2 separate regions of the Homo sapiens genome follow, and region 1 is linked to region 2. Evidence: chromatin loops called from intact Hi-C (ENCODE). Cell type or tissue: tibial artery. All regions are shown on one strand. Each heading gives the region's core, and the rest is flanking DNA. Links, peaks and the distances in the headings are about the cores only. Region 1 has its middle 3.3 kb from the start of ZBTB7C. Region 2 overlaps ZBTB7C (zinc finger and BTB domain containing 7C).

The links. A loop is a pair of places that touch in the nucleus more often than their neighbours do. Peaks named below come from ENCODE experiments on the same cell type or tissue, not always from the same donor. Only the 100,000 strongest peaks of a DNase experiment are listed, where the experiment ranks them.
Region 1: it touches region 2 in a loop (2.6-fold over the local background); 17 of 110 quality-filtered maps call a loop at or near these places.

Annotation. Positions count from the first base shown.
Region 1 is chr18:48,411,224-48,414,139 of GRCh38, reverse strand. It overlaps a transcript of ZBTB7C not described here. Among named protein-coding and RNA genes, the nearest start is that of ZBTB7C, 3.3 kb to the right of the region's middle. In tibial artery, for the core only: a CTCF peak has its summit at 1,600; no DNase peak of the experiment used is centred there.
Region 2 is chr18:48,152,785-48,155,700 of GRCh38, reverse strand. All of the region lies in intron 3 of ZBTB7C (zinc finger and BTB domain containing 7C), which reads left to right. Among named protein-coding and RNA genes, the nearest start is that of ZBTB7C-AS1, 8.5 kb to the left of the region's middle. In tibial artery, for the core only: no CTCF peak of the experiment used is centred there; a DNase peak (open chromatin) is centred at 1,690; H3K27ac peaks cover 1,671 bases.

The sequences.
Region 1 (2,916 bases), core at 117-2,616, 260 kb before region 2:
ATATGAGGGAAGTCATATCTCATGCACAGCTTCAAGTTGTCCAGTGTTACATTCTAATTCCCTTGAGCTACTCCAAACCCTTTGTGAAATCTGTTATCTAGTAGAGCCTTTGTAGGCCCTGGTGTGGCAAAGAAAAAAGAGGTGTATAGAAGAGGCATGGCCTATCTCCACTAGCTTCTTCATGGGGGCTCTTGGGGATGCAGCATTTTCTTGAGGGAGATGGTAACTGGAGTCTGGGGTGAGGAGCAAAATGGTGAGGTGGGTTATGGCTGAGCTAGGGACAGCAGGATCATGCTGGACACTGAGGAAGAACTTCAGGAGGAACAGAAAGTAGAACTTCCATATTCTTGGTATTTTCTAGGGGAAGCTGGCCCCTGGAAGGGAATGGTGGTTGTATGGTTGGATTACACATGTACTTTTTTTTTTTTTTTAATGATTAATGTTGGTTATAGCTGGTGAGTGATTACAAGTGAGTTTTGATTTTTCTATATTTTCTTTGGCCCTTTTAAAGAAAATATTACTTTGACACTTGTAAAAATGGTAGGGAAGTGGTAGACTTTATTCAAGACTATTGCAATAGGAGTGTTGCAATGGCGGGGAGAGACTGGGCTCAACAAGGGGAAGTGGGGATTTATAGCCAAGGTACAGAGTAAGGGGGTCGATAGATGGAAAATTACTAAGAGGAGACATTAAGGGTAGGTGCATTCTTGCTGGACTAACCTAACAGGATTCTTGCTAAAGGCAGGCCAGGGTGCTCGGAGATCAAGGGTCAGGGGGGTTTTCACTAAACTAACTTAGAAGGATTCTTTCTACAACTGGACTTGGCTGGCTGAAGAGAGGGCCCAAGGGTGGGAGCCCAGTGGAAATGAAGCCTCAAAGGAGCCTGCCTCAAGTGTGGTCAAGGAGAAAGTCTTTGTCATCCCATATGGGCTATAAATGTATGGCCACTAAAATGAGAAAGAAAAATTAGTAAAATAAAAAATACTCTCCCAAGAGATATGATAACTAAACGCAATATGCAATCCTGAATTGAATCCTGCCTAGAATTTACTTATTTTTTCATTTTTGCTATTGGTGAGACAGTTGGTGAAATCTAAATATAGTTCAGACTAGATAATAGTGTTGTATCTATGGTTAGATCTGGATTTTGATTATTATATAAGAACGTCCTCATTGTTAAAAAACATTCACTGAAGAATTTATCAGTAAAGGAACATCATATCTTCAGCCTATGCTCAAACAGTTTAGAAAAAAAGAATATGTATATACAAAGAAACAGCAGGGTAAAGCAAACATGGGCAAATGTTGGCACATGGAGATTCTGGGTGAAGATATATGACAATTCTTTATATTATCTTTGTAACTTTTCTGTAAATCTGAAATTATTTCAAAATAAAAATTAAAAAACGAACTAAGAAAAAATAAAAAATATCATGCAAACTTAGGGACTGAGTCCAGTGCTACCTTTTCCAGGAAGGCACTTCACCCAGTCTGCCTTATGGTAGGTAATACACACCATGATTTCCTTGAATTTCTCTTCTGCTCTGATTTATTCAAAGCCTCTTCCCTCTTTCTCCTCTAGAGGCAGCATCGCAGGGGAGGATGCTCGTGAACTTCTGAACTCACGAACCTGGATCCAAATGCTGCCCCTGACACTACCCAGCGGTGGCAACATGGCCATTACCACCACTATTGATATCAGATTTTTCATCTATAAAACGGTTACAACAAAATATATTGCATACAGTTGTCATGAGAAACATATAGCAATGGAAACCGTAAGTTCTAATCTAGAAAGAGCTCTGTAAATGTTAATTCCCCTCTTTTTTCTTGAATCAGTCTTTCAACATCCTCGGGAAATAGGTAAAAATTTGATCCCAATTCTCAGATAATTTATTTAGAGTTTATCACCATAACTAATATTGACAATTTACAATGTGCTCTACAGTGCTTAATACACAGTAACCCCTTAATGAATGTTGTTCATGGGGCAACACTTGCCCTCGCCTTTTCTCACCCGACCATTCCAGCATCTCTATGGAGTAGAAAGGGACCTACTATTATCTCCCTTTTTACAGATTTGGAAATGGAGGCTTTAGAGAGTTGAATGACATGCTTTTTTTCTAGGATACATGGCTGATAACTGTTAAAGTTTGGCAGTAAATTCTATTAATTATTGCAAAGCAACGTTTACCATTGCACTTACATCCAAACTAGTACGTTGCAAATAAATCTTACAGCACTCACTGGATCTCCATGCTTACGCTATTCCATGAGCTAAAGCTATAGAACATCTACTTTGAGCCAGAGAAGAGAGGAGAAACTTTCTGATTTAGAGCCACATTTATATTAGAGTCTATTTACTATTTACTAGACTCTTTACTATTAGAGTCTAATTTACTGCCCACATCCCTCTTTTCTCAACCTAAATGCCCTTTTTATGGCTGTAGCTGCCCTCACCCCCAGAACTACATTTCTATTTCCTGCAGGTGTCTGGGCATTTGCAGGGCTGGGATCCTCTAGGTGCTCTCTAAATGCATCCGCATGCTTGGCATGAGGCGCAGCCAGACTTATGGCTTAGAAGCGGGGCCATATCAGCTGGGTCAGCAGCATTCCAAGTAACTGAAAACCCTTTAATGAAGGGAAGCAAGACAGGCAACTTAATTTAACAGAGAGACAAACCTAATATGAGAGGGCAGTGGCTGCCACAGCTGCTGAAAGCGAGATATATTATTTTGCCATTCTGGAAGCTTTAGCAACTTGGAAATCTGACATCCTGAGCCTGAACATACCTTAGGTTCCACGATAGACTATCCTAGATTTACATGTGCATTTGAATAGTTTGGATAAGATGGCTGTCCAAACTGTTCATTTGGTGAAATTTACTTAGTAGGAAAAACCAGATCTCTTTGGCAA
Region 2 (2,916 bases), core at 150-2,649:
GAGAAGGAAATCGTTTACATTTCAAAGAAATAAAACCCTATATAACATGTAAAGAATATTAGAGTTGGCCGGGCGCGGTGGCTCACGCCTGTAATCCCAGCACTTTGGGAGGCTGAGGCGGGCAGATCATGAGGTCAGGAGATTGCGACCATCCTGGCTAATGCGGTGAAACCCCGTCTCTACTAAAAAAAAAAAAATACAAAAAATTAGCCGGGTGTAGTGGCGGGCACCTGTAGTCCCAGCTACTCGGGAGGCTGAGGCAGGAGAATGGCGTGAACCCGGGGGGCGGAGCTTGCAGTGAGCCAAGATTGCACCACTGCACTCCAGCCTGGGCGATAGAGTGAGACTCTGTCTCAAAAAAAAAAAAAAAAAAAAAAAAAAAGAATATTACAGTTACAGGGAATCCTCATTTATTTGGCTACCTCTTGTATCTGGGACAGAGCCAAGCACCCGAGAGAAAAATAAAACAATTTTTGTTTGGAACATAGGACAAATGTTCCTGTGACAAAAGAGGTCAGAGAATACATACCCCAGCACACTTCCTTGGGGCCCATGTCACATGGGGCCTATTTGCTCCTATTTCATGCACAATTTTAACATTTAGTTTTCTAGTTTCCAAGCCTACATGGGACCAGATGGCAAATGAGAATATAGGGTAAGGGACTGCTAATGAGAATTCAGTTATGCACCAGCTCTTCCCACATTTGGTGGCTCTAGGAGGCAGCACTGGGTGAGGATTGGCATTGCTGGTGAGAGTTTCTCTGGGTTCCTATTATGCAGACTTGACTTCTTCAGATCTTTTAAACAATTCCCATAAAGAGACTAGGACTTGAGCATTTAGCAGTGGCAATATAGCTCAGAGTGTGACTCATTTAATCAGAGGACACAGATGCCAGCCAGGGGCACTTGCAGGTGAGACTTCAAATGAGGCAGTGGGAAAGGTTGGGATGGAGGGTGAGGGCGAGTGCATTATGGGATGATGCTCACTATAAAATGGCTAGTGAAGAACACAGGGTAAAAAAACTGCCTTTATAATAGAGTCCTAGACACATCAAGTTTTCCATAAGGTGTCTATATTGCTTTCAAGACTTAAGAAGCACAAAGTTTTATTTTCTAAAATGAAAGGAAATGCCAGACCCAAAGGGACTGTTAAGTCGGGAGAGGGAACCCTTAAAGAATTGAACAGGGCAGATTTTGGAGACTGCCATGAAAGAACGGCAGCTATAGGCTTGGTCTTGCTTTTGGTATACAGTCAATGGCTACAATCCTCTGGGGTTCCCCTGCTCTCCCTGGTTACAGCTCGGGCCTTGTCCTGTGCCAGAGAACAGTCCCAGGGCTGTGCCCCTGCCTGCAGAGCACTCCTCCCCCGCTCAGGTATCCCTAAGGCTCTGGATCATCTGTGAGAGCTGGGGTCTATCCTCAGACTGCTTCCTCCTGCCTTGATTGACCTCCTGGCCATTCAGATCCTTGATTGACCTCCTGGCCATTCAGATCGATTCCTGACCCCTGGTCACGCCTGTCTGTCAGGACCCCAGGTGACAGGGTCGCAAGCCCAGAATTGTGCCCAGCCCTAACCCCTGCTTGCTTACTGGGTACATGGGCAGTGTGTTCTGCTGCCAGAGGCCTCTCAGACTCTGCATCCAGCTGTGGCCTTTGGACTTGACATAGCTTTCAGAGACCTCCCTTTCCGAGTTTCCCAGCCATGACCCTGAGCCACAGCCATCACCCTGTCCACTAGTCACTTCCTGACCCTTTCCTCAGAGCTGGCTGTTCCTACAGCCTCCTAGGCCCTGGGGCTTCCAGAACCAAGTTCAAAACCCTGAGAGGGGAAGGACTGAGGGAACCACCATTTTCACAGAGTGTGTGTATTCCCATATTTACTCGAACCTGTCAAGAACATTTCATGAGGCCAGGAGCTTTGACCTCAAAGAACACAGCCAAATTCCAAAAAGATATAGTCATACCTCTGAGTGTATCCTGGAGTGTGTGGCTCAGGGTGGACCAATTCACAGTCCTATGGCCAGTGGCCAGTGCCCCTCTTTTGTAAGACTTTTGAAATTGTAGCAATATTTTTGGATCATTCATCAACATCTTGGTACTGCCTGACATATATAGCCCATGTTTCATCCATGTTTTCTTTTCTTCCCTTCTTCCTTGCTTCCCTTTTTCCCTTTGGACCATGGCAGGAAGCTCCCTGGGTCTTTCTCATGCCCTAATCATCATGCAGACCCCAACAAGGAAGGTTGTACCTTGTACCTTTGTGCCCTGAATTACCCAGGGAGAGGCAGAGAAACAGAAAGAGAGTGGGTGCAATCTAGCTCCTCTCCCTCTATTAGCTGACCTCAGGCAGATCCTCTAAACTTCCTTGTACCTCAGTACCCCATCTGTAAAATGGGCATGCTAATCCTCACCCTAAAAGCTTGTGGTAATGGTGAAATTAAGAAAATGACTATAAAGCCTTTTATATGTTGCCTGGCTCATATTAGATGCTCAGTAACATCTAATGAACAATTAGCCTGGATAATTTCAACTGTATGTGCCTCCCTATGCCTTTAAAGGCAAAGGGAAGAGGAGAGTTTTGATATTCAGAGTCCAGCCCTTTTGTGGAAGACAAAGATGGGGTTGATTCTGACATCCCAACATCACTGCTCTCAAAGGGCATATCTTGCCCAGGCACCAGAAGCCCCAGCTGGGAACCCACCCTGCCTGGCTTCGGGTACCCATTGTTCCACTCAACAGCTGTGTGCTTTGGGGACAGTGACTTAACATCCCTGGGCCTGCATTTCCTCCCTTGTGAAATGGAAGTTATAGTGCTGTCCAAACCACCAGATGAGAAGTAAACAAGATAATACTTGCAAAGCGCTTAGCACAGTGCCTGACACCCACTAAGTGCTCAATAAGGGCTCATCGTGATTA